Linked DNA regions of Homo sapiens: region 1 is linked to region 2. A link is a contact called in ENCODE Hi-C or POLR2A ChIA-PET data. All regions are on one chromosome and are shown on one strand. The core of a region is the stretch at or near the end of the contact, and the rest is flanking DNA. Distances in the headings are between cores, read along the strand shown.

The links. Hi-C counts contacts between places; a loop is a spot of excess contacts on that map. ChIA-PET counts read pairs that join two places held with the same protein, here RNA polymerase II (POLR2A). Pooled maps may share reads with other maps.
Region 1: POLR2A ChIA-PET joins it to region 2 with 17 read pairs in AG04449. The contact joins two enhancer-like sites. A Hi-C loop is called at or near these places in 1 of 168 maps with a recorded cell type or tissue (MCF 10A) and 1 of 50 pooled maps. POLR2A ChIA-PET finds 5 or more read pairs at or near these places in 4 of 52 experiments (AG04449, OCI-LY7, Panc1 and 1 more).

The regions. Positions count from the first base shown.
Region 1 is chr12:68,893,933-68,900,862 of GRCh38, forward strand. All of the region lies in intron 2 of CPM (carboxypeptidase M), which reads right to left. Among named protein-coding and RNA genes, the nearest start is that of CPM, 36 kb to the right of the region's middle. Within about 2 kb of position 5,424, at least 5 of the 41 ENCODE cell types and tissues checked have a DNase peak (open chromatin) inside an H3K27ac peak, as active enhancers do.
Region 2 is chr12:69,263,974-69,271,068 of GRCh38, forward strand. CPSF6 (cleavage and polyadenylation specific factor 6) reads left to right here. Exons shown (of 10, transcript NM_007007.3): 10 at 5,539-7,095. Among named protein-coding and RNA genes, the nearest start is that of MIR1279, 5.7 kb to the right of the region's middle. Within about 2 kb of position 2,423, at least 2 of the 41 ENCODE cell types and tissues checked have a DNase peak (open chromatin) inside an H3K27ac peak, as active enhancers do.

The DNA of each region.
Region 1 (6,930 bases), core at 4,174-6,673, 370 kb before region 2:
TTCTAACTGATTGCCTGGACAAGGAAGCTTTACTCAGTGGAGTATGCTAACCCTGCAATGGCACTCTGAGGGTAGGGTGTGGAGCGCTGGTTGTTACCAGGGACTACCTCATGCTCACCAGTCTTCACAGCTGTCTTGTCCTCCACCCCACCCCTTGGCTGCACCACCACCACCACTGCCACCATATACACCCTAGTCACTCTCTAATCCTGTGTCATCTTTCTTCACAACTTTTTCACTCTTTGAGATTGTATATTTGTTTATCTATATACTATCTGTCTCACCAAAATGTAACCCACAAGGGCACTGCCTGGTGTGTTCACCATTTTGTTTAGGTTGCTGGTTTTGTTCACTGCTAACCTAACGGTGCCTGGCGCACTGTAGGTTTCAATTAGTATCTACTGTAACATTTCAAAAATTATTGGTGTATCTCCAGGACTGCGTTTTCTTGATAAATATTGGCACATAACATCCAGAGTCTTCCCTCGGTGTTCAGGGTCCTCCATCACCTGCCCTCCACCCGAATTTCCCACTACCTGCTAACACAAATGCGCCCACAGGAGGCAGGTTCCTTTCTGCACCCTAGTACCCTAGGCACAGCCCCACCTTATTTACATTGTTTTAGCTTAAAATGGCTTCATTGGATTTTCTGCCTTTTAAAATCCTCTGAATTCCACAAAATCCTGGTTCTAAGAAGTTTCCCCAGGCTGCTCTGACTCACCTGGGTTTTTCTCTCTTCAGAATATTTCTATAAAGTGGCATCCTAAGATTTGTCACTGTGAAGCATTCTGCCTTGAAGTTAGTTTTCTAAGGGTGTCACGGCCAGGTGTGGTGGCTCATGCCTGTAATCCCAGCACTTTGGAAGACTGAGGAGGGCAGATCACTTGTGGTCAGGAGTTTGAGACCAGCCTGGCTAACACAGTGAAACTGTCACCACTAAAAATACAAAAATTAGCTGGGCATGGTGGTGCGTGTAATCCCAGCTACTTGGGAGGCTGAGGCATGAGAATCACTTGAACCTGGGAAGTGGAGGTTGCAGTAAGCCGAGATCGCACCGCTGCACTCCAGCCTGGGTGACAGAGCGAGACTCAGTCTCAAAAAAAAAAAAAAAAAAAAAAGTTTCATGTGGCCAAGTCTTGATTTCATAAAAATATTGTCATATTTTCCTTTTGCTCCCCTGCTGTGTCTACCAGGTAAATCATGGCCATTCCCTAAGGCCCAGGTCATCTTCTTAGTAAAGACCTCAGTGGTGGGTTGTATTATTGGTTGCCCAACATCTGGTGCCCTAATGAACTCAGGCATATCATGTGACCTGCTCTGGCCAGTGAAATGTGGGCAGAAATGGTAATGTACCACTTCTGGGCAGAGCTTTAAGGGCTGATGCATGATTTGCCATCTCCTTTCCCTCTGACATAAGACAGGCAATGATTGGATAGAGGGTGCTCTGTCAGCTTCGGTCCTGGAGGGAAGGTGACAGGGAGCAGAGTCACAACTGTTCAATAATGGACATATGAGTGACATCTAAATCTTTATTTTTCTGTTATAAGCCATAGCAATTTGTGGGTCTTCTATTTCTGCAGTACAGTCCAGCCCTTTTCATATGACACTGCTTCCATAACCAACCCAAACCAAAATGACTTTCCCTCTAGTGAGTGTTCATTATACTTATTGCTGATACCTGTGCTTTTTCAGATAGGGGTTCCCAGAACCATAAAATTTTGTGGAGGTGGCCCAGAAGTAAAGAAATCTTAGAAAATGTGTTTTAGGCCAGACACAGTGGCTCACGCCTGTAATCCCAGCACTTTGGGAGGCCGAGGCAGGTGGATCATTTGAGGTCAGGAGTTCTCTGCAAAAAGTACAAAAATTAGCTGGGTGTGGTGGTGTGCCATGAATACACTCATTTCTATTTCTGACATCACTTTCATGCTTTGACAAAATGAAGTCCAAATGAAAACATGTTGTTGAGTAAACTTTCCTTTGTTTGGGTGATTGATCATATGTGAACTGGATCCCATGGCTCTAACTGCTTTTCCTTCAATGACTCCCCATGGCATTGAGATGGCACCTGATCCCCTCAGCATGCACACCAGACCTCTTGGGATCTGTCTTCTTCCTGCCTTGGGTTTCCCACCCCAATCCCATACACCAGGCCCTAGCCATTCTTCTTTATGTGTAGTTCCCAAAGGAGGTAACTCCCTGCCTTGACACCTTTAATACCTGCTCTTTCTTCTGCATGGATAGTCCTTAGCCCACCCCATCAAAGCGGCCAACCTCCCCTTGCCTTTTCAAGGCTCAGCTAAAAGCCTCCTGCCATCCAACACCTTCCTGATCCTTCTGCTCAGCCCCATCCCCTACCACCCTAAGTTAGATGCTTCCTTTGAACTTTCATAGATAGTACCCCTGCAACCCCTCTCCTATCATTTATTGAAACCAAAGGTTTTCCTGCAAGCAAGGGATTTTGTATCTCTGTGCTTGCAAAATCTGGTGTAGTGTCTGGCATATACATAGCAAATGATTGATAAATGTTTGCTGAGTGAATGGATGATTGGATAAATTAACAAACAAACCTGAGGAAGCTCACTTGGAGTCCGAGTCACCTTTGGTCCGGGGATTAGATGAAACTGTTTTCCAGTATTGATGGAAAAGTCCATAGTTAGTCTATGAGGTGCCATCCTGGGTGGGCTCTGGAAAGAACCCAGTTTTCTAGATCAAATCAAGAGTCAATGCACCTTCTTGGAATATTTCCATGCAAGAAAGTGCCAAGATCCAAACCAAATGTCTGGTTTCAAGTTAGATTCTTCCAACATTATGGGGAGATAGAGTTGCATTTGCTTACATGTTCATCCCCATAGTATTAAAGTTTTGATATTATACCCAAGAAATGTAGATGTTAGGTTCCATTTCATTTCTTCCTGAATAGGTGAATGGGGAGGTTTGGGAATTTCAGTTCCTAAATTAGGGACAGTTACGTTTTTAATTGAAAAAAAAAAATAGAGGAAAAATCTGAAGCTGCATTGGGTTGCAATAAATTTTCTTTTTTTTCTTCAAGACAGTCAAGACTCCCAGAGAAACAGAACAGCTTGTCTCATTAATCACTAACCATCAACAAAAAACAGGAAGACGGTAGGAAATTCCTCTGCCTTTCTCCTCTTGCAACCCCACCTTCTCTATTCCTCCCACTCCATTCCCAGGTCAGAGACTCATAAACCTGTCCTGCTTCCTCTAAACATTTAAATTTTTAACCTATAAATTATAAGACATTTTTAAGAATGGAGTTTTAAAAACTGGACATAATTATCATGCCCCAATCATTATAATTCTTCCATGTTCCCCTTTAGGTTTTTTTTTTTTTTTCCTCCATATAGCTACAGGAAACTTGTTTTTAAATCCCCAAAGTGAAAACCTCTAGGGACCTCATACTATAAAAAGCTGAGAACTTCCCTTTTTGGTCCCTTGAGGAAGAGGTCAAACATAACCAGATCATCTTTTTGAAGGACAATTCAGCTGTACTAAGAGCGAGATCGAGCATTACCTTAAAGTACAAATGAATACTTAAAGAGATTTCTTGGCCAAGGTGGGCAGATCACAAGGTCAGGAGTTCCAGAGCAGCCTGGCCAATATGGGGAAACCTCGTCTCTACTAAAGTTACAAAAAATTAGCCGGGCGTGGTGGTGTGTGCCTGTAATCCCAGCTACTCAGGAGGCTTGGGCAGGAGAATCGCTTGAACCCGGGAAGCAGAGGTTGCAGTGAGTGGAGATCGTGCCATTGCACTCCAGTCTGGGTGACAGAGCGAGACTCCGTTTCAAAAAAAAAAAAAAAAAAAGGCACAATCATTACAACTAGCACTATACAGTTATTGTCCATTTGAGGTTTCTTTTTTTACAGTATGTCATGGACATTCCGGTTCAGTGTTGAGGTTTTGTTTCTTGCTGCCCTATTGGTCTCACTCCGTCAGCCAGGCAGGAATGCAGTGGTGCAATCATGGCTCACTATAGCCTTGACCTCCCAGGGCTCAAGTCAGCCACCTCAGCCTCCTGAGTATCTGGGACTACAAGCATGGACCACTACGCCTGGCTAATTTGTGTATTTTTTTTTTTTTTTTGTAGAGATGGGGTTTTGCCATGCTGTCTAGGCTGGTCTTGAAATCCTGAGCTCAAGCAATCCACCCACCTCAGCCTCCCAAGATGTTAGGATTACGGGCATGAGCCACTGTGCCTGGCCTGGTGTTCTTATTTGTTATGAGTGCCTGCAGGTGTCACAGAGCTGTAATTTAAGAAGAGGTTAATTCAGACCCCTTTTGACCCCAGAAAAGACAGTTTGTTGGAGGTCTGCACAGCCCTATTGTCTATTTATTGCTACCATAAGAACTCATCCTTTAGTGGCAAGGAATAATGGCAATTAATTTACTAGTTTCCCCATAAGCTACTGTGGAGAAGAAAGGCTTTTCTTTCAGTCATCCTACTTCCTGAGTTTTACCCTAAAAAGCTCTCATTCTAAAGTGAAGCAAGTGAGAGTCCAGAGTGAAGGATGCTTAGCTCCCAATAGCAGGAGAGGCCTTGAAGTTACCAAAATTAGGTTCCCTAACCGGAACATTTGGTGGATTAACAAAGGTGGACTACTTCTCACTAGTATCACTGTTTTGAGATTTAAATCTCAAAAATAGATCAGTAGTTTAGTAAAGACATCAAAACCAGCATTGAGCAGCACGTCACCTGCCTGAACACAGCATGTGAGATGAGATGATATACAGTATCCTCTTCAGGGCATCTGACATAATGATGAAATGTGCAGGTTCCAGAATCAAAGTGTCAGAGCTAAAACCCAGCTCTGTCACTTACTAGCCATGTGGTATTGGGCAAATTGCTTAATCCCTCTAAATGAATCAGTTTCCTCATCCATATTATGGGATTAACGGTACTTACCCTCATGGGGTTGTTGTGCTATCTCATTTAATTCTTACAAGCTTTAAAAATAGTGCCAGAAACATTGTAAGCACGTGTTTGTTTGAGGGCCTCAGGTGTACAAATTGGCTGATGACAAACTACTGGCCCTAGCAGATGATGTAGTATCAGACCAATTAAAGACAAATTTTCAATATAAACAGTGTACATAACATAGGGATAGACTGCCAATTTGTTATGCCAAGAGACAGCAGAAATGTATGTGCCAGAAGATCTGCACATCAGGTCAAATAGACTACCACTCACTGAAGTTAAAAAGAAAACTGGAGTGTGGATTCAGAAAGTGGAAGGGGCTATTTTGAGAGAACATGTCCTTCAAAATGTATTAGCACAAAAACTGTCACAAACATTCACACCACCAAGCATCAGGTAAATTACTTTTTCAACTCCAAGGACTGAATCTCATTCAGAATTCCCAGGCCCTAACAGCAGAGGACAGTGCTGAACTGGGAAGCCGCATGTTGCCATGAGGGCAGGGCAGAAAGCCAAGTCACCTCTGTTAACTGTGTTGAATCATTAACCATAAACACATTTTTCACAACATTTTCTTTCATGGCCTGTTCTCAAAATTATTGAGGACATCGTGTAGATTTTGACTATCTCAATGTTAATGAGCCTGGAAAGCATGTTAAGAATTTCCAGTCTGGTGCTGTCATGGAGAGACTCCAACTCATCACTGTAAGAGGGCAAGCCAAGAGCTTGTAGACAAGGAAATGGTTCATTAGGAATCAACCAATGACATAAAATTGGTTCAATATGAATCGGTCAATGCCAAAAAAAGGCAGGGGAACTGTCCTAGATTGTGAGACTGTAGACGATGGGTGAGCCTTGCTTGATTTGATTCTGGGAACTACTGGAGAACTTTAAAAATGCAGTATGTTGTTGGATATTACTGAGTTATTATTTTTAGTTTAATAATGATGTGTCATGATTAGGCAGTAAGAAGTCATGCTTAGGAGATGCATATTGGTGTTTTTTGGGATGATGTGACATGCCATTTATCACTTCTAATGGTTCAGTAAAATCAACAGATGGAGCTCATGAGAGAGATAAAGCAAATGTGGCAAAATATTAACAACTGGTGGATGTATATGAATAATGTGTGAGTGCTTATTTTACTATTTTTGTATTTTTTTCTATAGGACTGAAAATTTTCTAAATAAAAAGCTGGAGGGATCAAGAGAATGAAAAGGTAAGCCACAGACTTGGAGAAAATGTTTGCAAAAGACATGTCTGATGAAAGAGTTATCCAAAATACAGAAAGAATTCTGAAAACCCAACAATAAGAAAATAAACAACTCAATTAAAAAATGGACAAAAGATGGAAACAGCAGGCATTTCACCAAAGAAGATAAACAGAGGGCAAATAAGCATATGAAAAGATGTCATCATATGTCACATCATATGTCATCAGGGAAAGGCAAATTAAAACAACAATGAGATATCAATGCATTCCTATTAGAATGGCAAAAATTCAGAACACTGACAACACCAAATACTGGCGAGGATGTGGAGCAACAGGAACTCTCATTCATTGCTGGTGGGAATGCAAAATGGCCAATTTGGAAAGCAGTTTGCAAGTGTCTTACAAAACTAAACCTACTCTTGCCATATGATCCAGCAAACAAGCTCCTTGTTATTTAACAAAATAAACTGAAAACTTACGTCCATATAAAAATTATACAGCTATTTACATTTTTATTTATCATTGCCAAAACTTGAAAGGAACCAAGAGGTCCTTCAGTAGGTGAGGGGATAAATAACCTGTGGTACACTCAGACAATGGAATACGAGTCAGTGTTGAAAAGAAATGATCTATCAAGCCATGAAGATACATGGAGGAAACTTAAATGCATATTACTAAGTAAAAGAAGCCAATCTGAAAAGGCTATACTATATGAGTCCAAGCATATGACATTTTGAAACAGGCGAAATTATGGAGACAATAAAAAGATCAGTGGTTGCCAAA
Region 2 (7,095 bases), core at 1,173-3,672:
CTTTTACTTTTAAAACTAAGCTTATTGAAATTGATATTGTTTTTGAATGTAAAAATTGAATGTTGTATTATGTAAATCTAAACACTAAATTTTAAAGATGTAGCACTTTTTTCCCCTGAGTTAAATACATCTGATCCCATCTTAATGAAAAAATTCTCAATATCCATCAGTTGCTTAAACTGGATTGTGACTGGGTTATTAGTTGAAATGCTTACCTATGTCAGTCATTTCCATTATAGAAGGGTACAGGTTCTGTAAGTTACCTATTTTTTTGGACTTTATAAGTTATCAGCAAGCTTCTTGTTAGTAAAGGCATGATAATGAAACTTGAATTCATCTACAAAATTGGATGTGCCCATCAAGGGGCCTCTAAACCAATTTAAGCCCAAAGTTAACTAATTACAATTTCTACTGGTTTTAGTAAAACTAGCATAGTCAACCAAGTAAACAAAGTCCATTGTTAATCTTATTTGAGTTAGCTAACATTACATTCTAGTAATGGGTACACCTAAATATATCATGACTTGAGTTTCATTACATTCAGACATAAACTACAAATTCCTAATGTGCAAACTATTGTTGACATTTTTCTTAATCACTGATGTACCATACCAGAATTTCCATGTTTTGTTTGTACATTAATCAGAATTGAGTTGTAATACTGTATGTGCCTTCATCCAAGAAAAATTTTACATAAGCATTTCTAGTGCAAAAAATTCTGTTATCCTGGATTATTGTACGTTTGCTATATCAAACAGTATTGTGGATGTAGACTTGAATAAAGGGGTGGGGACTGGGATTAAATATATTCAAGTAAATCTTTAAAACAAAAGCTATCTGCAAATTTGATCACCATCATAATAAGGTCTGTTGACCTTTTTAGAAGTTTTAAAATATGAGTCCTTTTGAGCTTTCATGTAAATCTTAAATGGACCAAATGGACTGAGTGATTTGAAAGCTAAAGTGAATGTCACTAGTAAGGCTGTATACAAATAAAATACTAATGTAATCTATTAAAGTGATGATGAATGGCTAAAAGGGCAAGTTCTTAACTTTTTAACTGGAAACGTAATGATCTTGGCAAGCTGTTAATGTCTGTCCCATCTTAATTTTTTTTTGTGTTTGAACTGTTGGTAATGTTAATTGCATTCTCTCATTTTAAAATGTATTGGTTTTTCTAAAAGTATTCAATATCTAAGTTCAAATAGATAATATTTTAATGAGAAAATACCAATATTGTAAATTTCAGTATGTAAATACGTTGTGCTTCATATTCTGTAATTTCTACCTCTATTCTCAGACCACTCTGAGCAAAATAAAAGTAGTTCAGTGCTTTACGATTGTACATTTTTTACTGAAATAATTTTAGTTTCATAGTTGAGTTACTTAAAAGGTTACGTTCCTCTTGTCACTTCTTTGGAACATCCCTACTCAGCAAATTTGTGTTAACAATTCAGCTTTTCTTTGTTTACTGAAACCAAATTATGTTTTTTTAAAATACTCTTTATTCAGGCTTTTCCTCTCTCTATTTTATGAGGTTTTACAATTCTCAAATCATCCATGACAATTTTTAAGCATTGGGTATGGGGTCTGGATTAAATAACTTGCCTTTGCTATCTGATTACTTTTTTTTTTTTTTTTTTTTTGAGATGGAGTCTTGCTCTTGTTGCCCAGTCTAGAGTGCAGTGGCACAATCTCAGCTCACCACAACCTTCACCTCCTGGGTTCAAGCAATTCTCCTGCCTTAGCCTCCGGAGTAGCTAGGATTACAGGCATGTGGCACCACGCCCGGCTAATTTTGTAGTTTTAGTAGAGATGGGGTTTCTCCATGTTGGTCAGGCTGGTCTCAAACTCCCGACGTCAGGTGATCCACCCATCTCTGCCTCCCAAAGTGCTGGGATTGATTACAGGCGTGAGCCACCGCGCCCAGTCTAGTCTGATTACTTTTTTCCTACCTTAAATATCATGATCTTAGGATCTTAGATTTTGTTATTGCCCAAGATTTAGGATGCTTTGCATTGTGTATTCAGCTTATTAGCTTTGTGTTAATTTTGAAAAAAAAAAAAAAAGCCAAAAGAATAAAAAAAATTCTTACATGTTAAAGATGTTTCATTTTCTTCTTAGTGTTGCTTTGAGGCTTATGTGAAAATTAAATTCTCTTAATTACCTGGTGAATGATACTGGTTATAATAAGATTTTAAAATTGTTTCTGCAGCTCTTAGGTTATCTGAGGTCTGCGTTATAGCTCCCAGCCCTGTTTCCTTGTTTTCCCATGTATCCTAACTGCTCTGCTTCATCTGGATATGTATGCTAGCTTTCATTGCTTTAGCTCTGATTTTTCTTTGAGTATTCACAAAACCTGTCTCACTACACAGCTGACTTAATTGAAGTTACAAGAGGGAGTAGGAAGTGATCCCTTGAATGGATGTATAGTGTGTTTTGCTCACTGTGGTTTAAGAATATAGTTTTGTTTACAAATGATTAATGTTCCCTGTTGAAAAAAAATTCAATGCCAGTGTGAGTCATCTTGCTCTCTCACCGTCATCTCAGTGTTAAATTTACTACCATTGTTTTAGTTTGTAAAATAGATTGTTTTGAGTAAATTCTGTCTTGAATGAATATTTAGTTAACGTTGTTTAAAGAAACCTAATAACCAAAAAGGGGTAAGGGTGCCATTTATGCTATCCAAATTTTATGAATTTGTGGTAGCATGTTTTGACTCTCCATGAATTATAAATAACAGGTTATTTTGAGATGTTCATTTTGTAAATCTTTTGGGAACAAACCTCATTTTTCTTTGAATGTGATTAAGTTTATTTCTATTTTACTGGGTTGTAAGAGCAATTATGTATGTGTTTTATAGAGTAATAAAATGCTTTACTTAAAATGAGGTAAGTACTATGTACAGAGGTAGAAGAAAATATGAAATGTTTTGGTAGCAAGAACTTCTTGTAAATATCTACAATAACTAGAATTGTTTTTATGTAATATGTTCTAGTCAACACAAGAAGGAATTTTGATTTTAGAGTTAACTCATATGTAGATAATTATTTCTCTTGCCCACCTCATTTCCATTCCTCTTATTAAGGAGAAATTTTCAGATAGAGAAAAGTGAATTTTATTTCGTTGAGTTAGTAGTGCATCTCTAAAATTATGAGAATCCTTTTAATTCAGTATATTAATGTGAAAATCTATAAAAGTGCCCTGTCAAGTATTTATTTAAATCTTAAAAGATGAATTTACCATGAATTTAAAATACTAATTCTAACAAATGTGCATAGATAAATTTCTAACAGAAACAGTTATAATTTGAGTTGTTAATAATGGCTTGATATAGTATCTTAAAATACAAGTACTTCTCTGTGTGTTGAAATTTTACTTAGTGCTCACTTTAGTTTACAGACTTTATTAAAAAGGTGTAGATTCCATTTATCATCTTAGTTGTTTTAACATCTGTTTACATAGGCCTTTCTTTTATAATTAATAGCTAAAGCAAGTAATTGTGTGGCTTTGACATTACAGATTTTACCAAATGATACATTGAAAACATGGACGTTGAATGTATTTGTCACTTTTAAGCTTCTTTTTGATATCTTTGTTGATGTAGTTGCCTACTTAGACATTTGAGAGTATAATATGGAATTGGATTATTGGAAATGGGTTGTATTGCCTTCAAATTCACTTTCGTTTAAGACTGTAAAATTTGTATTTCCAAGTGCATAAAATGTAAAGTGTTTAGAAATAGAAATAAAAACTGCTAGACTATCCCCCATATTTTATGTCTGTATGGTGAAAATTAGATTTATTAATAGAAAAGATCTATCTATAAAGTATAATCAAACAAAAGAGTGCATTAGTCCTGGGAAAAGATGTGTGTTGCAATTTTACAAATGGGATTCTCTATATAAAAATAGTATAATTCTCCACTGGAGTGATAATGACACAAAGATGCAGTGTATGTGATATGTTTTATGGAAGAGTTGAATATTTTTGTTTTGCTATGACTTTAAATAGTTTTTCCCTCTTAATGACTTTTTATCCCTTCCAGCGCAACAGAAAATTTAGGGAGATAGCATTCTTTTGCAGTTAGATTTATTAATTTCCCAGTAATTATTATTTCAGGTTAGAACATATGCCTTGTCTCTCTCTAATACATAAACCTGTTTTTTAATAGTGTAGTGCAGATAATAAAAATAAAACATTTGAAAGCTGCCATTTTGTATTTTTTCCCCATTAAATAGTTTCACTAAATAGCTTCATCAACATAAGATGAAGATGCAATAAAAGATAACAATAGTAATGGCTGAAGTTATCTGAAAGATACAGGCATATAGAAACTATATATATAAAAGAGAAGTCTGGATTGTATTTTTTTTTCTTTTGCAGTTTTAAAATTTTAAGTTATTACTGCTAGGCAGTGTGAATGCATATATGTACTGATGCTCTTAAGATACAACCTAGGAAAGGACATAATAGAAAAATTTATAGCAGTGGCAGAAGTAACTCTTAATTGTAGAGCAAAAAGTATTTTTCAGTTATTTTTATTTCAAAATATCACTAAACTGTGCCCTATGAACATGTTCAAACTGAAAAAAAATTTTAAAAAACCTTCTGCCCTCTTGACTCTTAAATCACTTTATTATTGAAGTGGTTTCTTGTCATTTATACTTTCATTACCGACTGTTTCAGTGGTTACTTATATCCAAGTTAATTGAATGTTTCTTGTGAACCTCTACCTGAAGTTTGCATATATATGTATTCTTTAAATTTTAGTTTATCAACTTTATTCTATTTTTTTTCTTTTATGTGAGTTTTAAATGAACTTTATCATTGTAGATTCCCACTTAGCTTGTTTTGGTTAGTTTATAATACTACGTTAGGTATTTCTATATAGGTGGAATAGACTAAAAGTAAAGTAAATGTTTTAAATTTGTATTACGTCTAAAGATTTGTACGTGGATGTCATTAATTTAAATGTCCATACTCTATTTATAAATCTTACTTACAAATTTTGTAACATGGAACACCATTTGATTTATAATACTTGCAGAAGTTCCTGTATGCTGTTAAATAAATTAATTTGTAAAATAATTTTGCATTTTATATTTAGTTCAGCATTTAATTGTTAAATGAGTTTATAGACTTGATATGTGGGTGAATGAAAAATATTTACATAAAAATCATCCAAGCATTTTCCATTTATTTTTGTAGTATGCATATTTTAGAAAATGACTTATGAATGTTTCCATCATCACAGAAACAGTAGCTGCTATGTTTTCATTACTGCTTCAGTCATTAAATTTATAAGGCAATAATATTTAAGAAGAATGAAATCAGAATGTCTCAGTTTAATCATCAGGTAAATTGGAACATTTCACCACCACAAAGGCAGCTACTGTTTCAGTTAATTCTTATTTTGTGTTAGAATACATAACAGTGAAGTAGATGCACGACTTGTGTATGTATAGTTAAGCCAGCGTTTTTCTGTGTATTTTGGGGAATAGCAAAATCTACATCACAAATTTTGACACATTACAGCTGAAGGAAGAGGATCACCTTCCAAGACAAAACAGTCTTCATGGGGGAAAAATGACGCTTGTCCAGCAGTTTGCTTCTTGTGATTGAACTGAACCTGTAAGGATTCATGGATAAAATGAACAGGAATAGATCTGAATAAAGCAAATCTGCATAAATGGTAACCAGTAGCTCTACTTTTATTTTTTATGTTGCTTAACTGTTTTATTTGAAGGAAACCTGTGTGATTTAAAAAGTTATAGCTTTTGCAACTTTATTACTGGTTATATACATTTGGCCATTATGATGTGCAAGCAATTGGAAAAAAAGTCAAGTAAATGCTTGTTTTTGTAGTAGTTTGTTCTTGTTAAAAATGTTTATATGATAATGTCTGTAAACAGCATCACTTTGATTACAATAGATGTAGTGTTGTAATAAACTGTTTAATGGGGCTGATGTGTAAAGCTGTTCAAGTTATTTGATGTTTACACCTCAGGGAAAGTCTTGTGTTCAGCAATATCTAAAGATAATGTTACTATGACAACATTTTTACTGTCCTTTAAAGCATTGCAATAGCGTTTTTGGATATGCCTCAATCTAATCTTGCGTTCAGTGAATTAAACATAGTAATTAAGTGTCTTTTGCCCTTGATTTTGATATTAGAATAGGTGATTACATGGATATTTAATATTTCTATATTCTGCTTTTCTAGCTGTTTTTACCTAGTTAGCTTGTGACTTTGCTGAATGGTATGTAAACTTGTAAAAATAGAGATTTGACAGACATAGCAATCTAGTCAATGTGTAAGGGGTCAAAAAAACAGAGGTTTTAACACATAAGTAAAAACCCGTACATATTTGATGTGTAATGCAGGTTAATTACAACACAGATGTACCGAAACACTTAATTGTGAACCGCTAACATTGAAGAAATTTTGACAATTCCGATTTGATGCTGCAATTACTTGCTGTTTTTATTGATCTTATGGTTTATTTCTTAAGCCATAGTCAGTGTAAATACAGCCCTGCAGCAGGTAAATGTGAGTAAAGAGAGCCTTATATTTTCCAATTGGTATAAATTTTTGAAGGATGTGATGTTCATTAACATTCGGTTGTATTCCCCAGTATTTGTAATGGGAAATTACAGATAAACCGTGTCTGCACAGTTTAAGGAATACTATGTATATTCATGCACCGTATTGATTCATGCTATAGTTACTTAATCAAAGATTTTTTTCAAACCTGCCTTACATATAGGCCCACTTTAAAAGCACCTGACTAGCATGTGTTCTTGATTGCAAAATTGGCAGAGGCAGGGTGTCAACTTGATTAGGTGTTTTTATGGGAATGTAATTTGAAATCACTACTTCAGAAATTTGACTTAAAATTCTTGAGCACGTTAATATGTTTTTAAGATCTGATTATCTTTGAGAGATCTTCTGTTAATACACATTGGTTGTTAAAGAGTACCCAAATTCTAGGACAATGCTTAAAGTGTTAAAATACCCTAGATACTGTGTTATGTGCAACTGTAGAAACCCTCCAGAAATTTCCACTGCTGTTCTTCACTTTCATCTTGTCT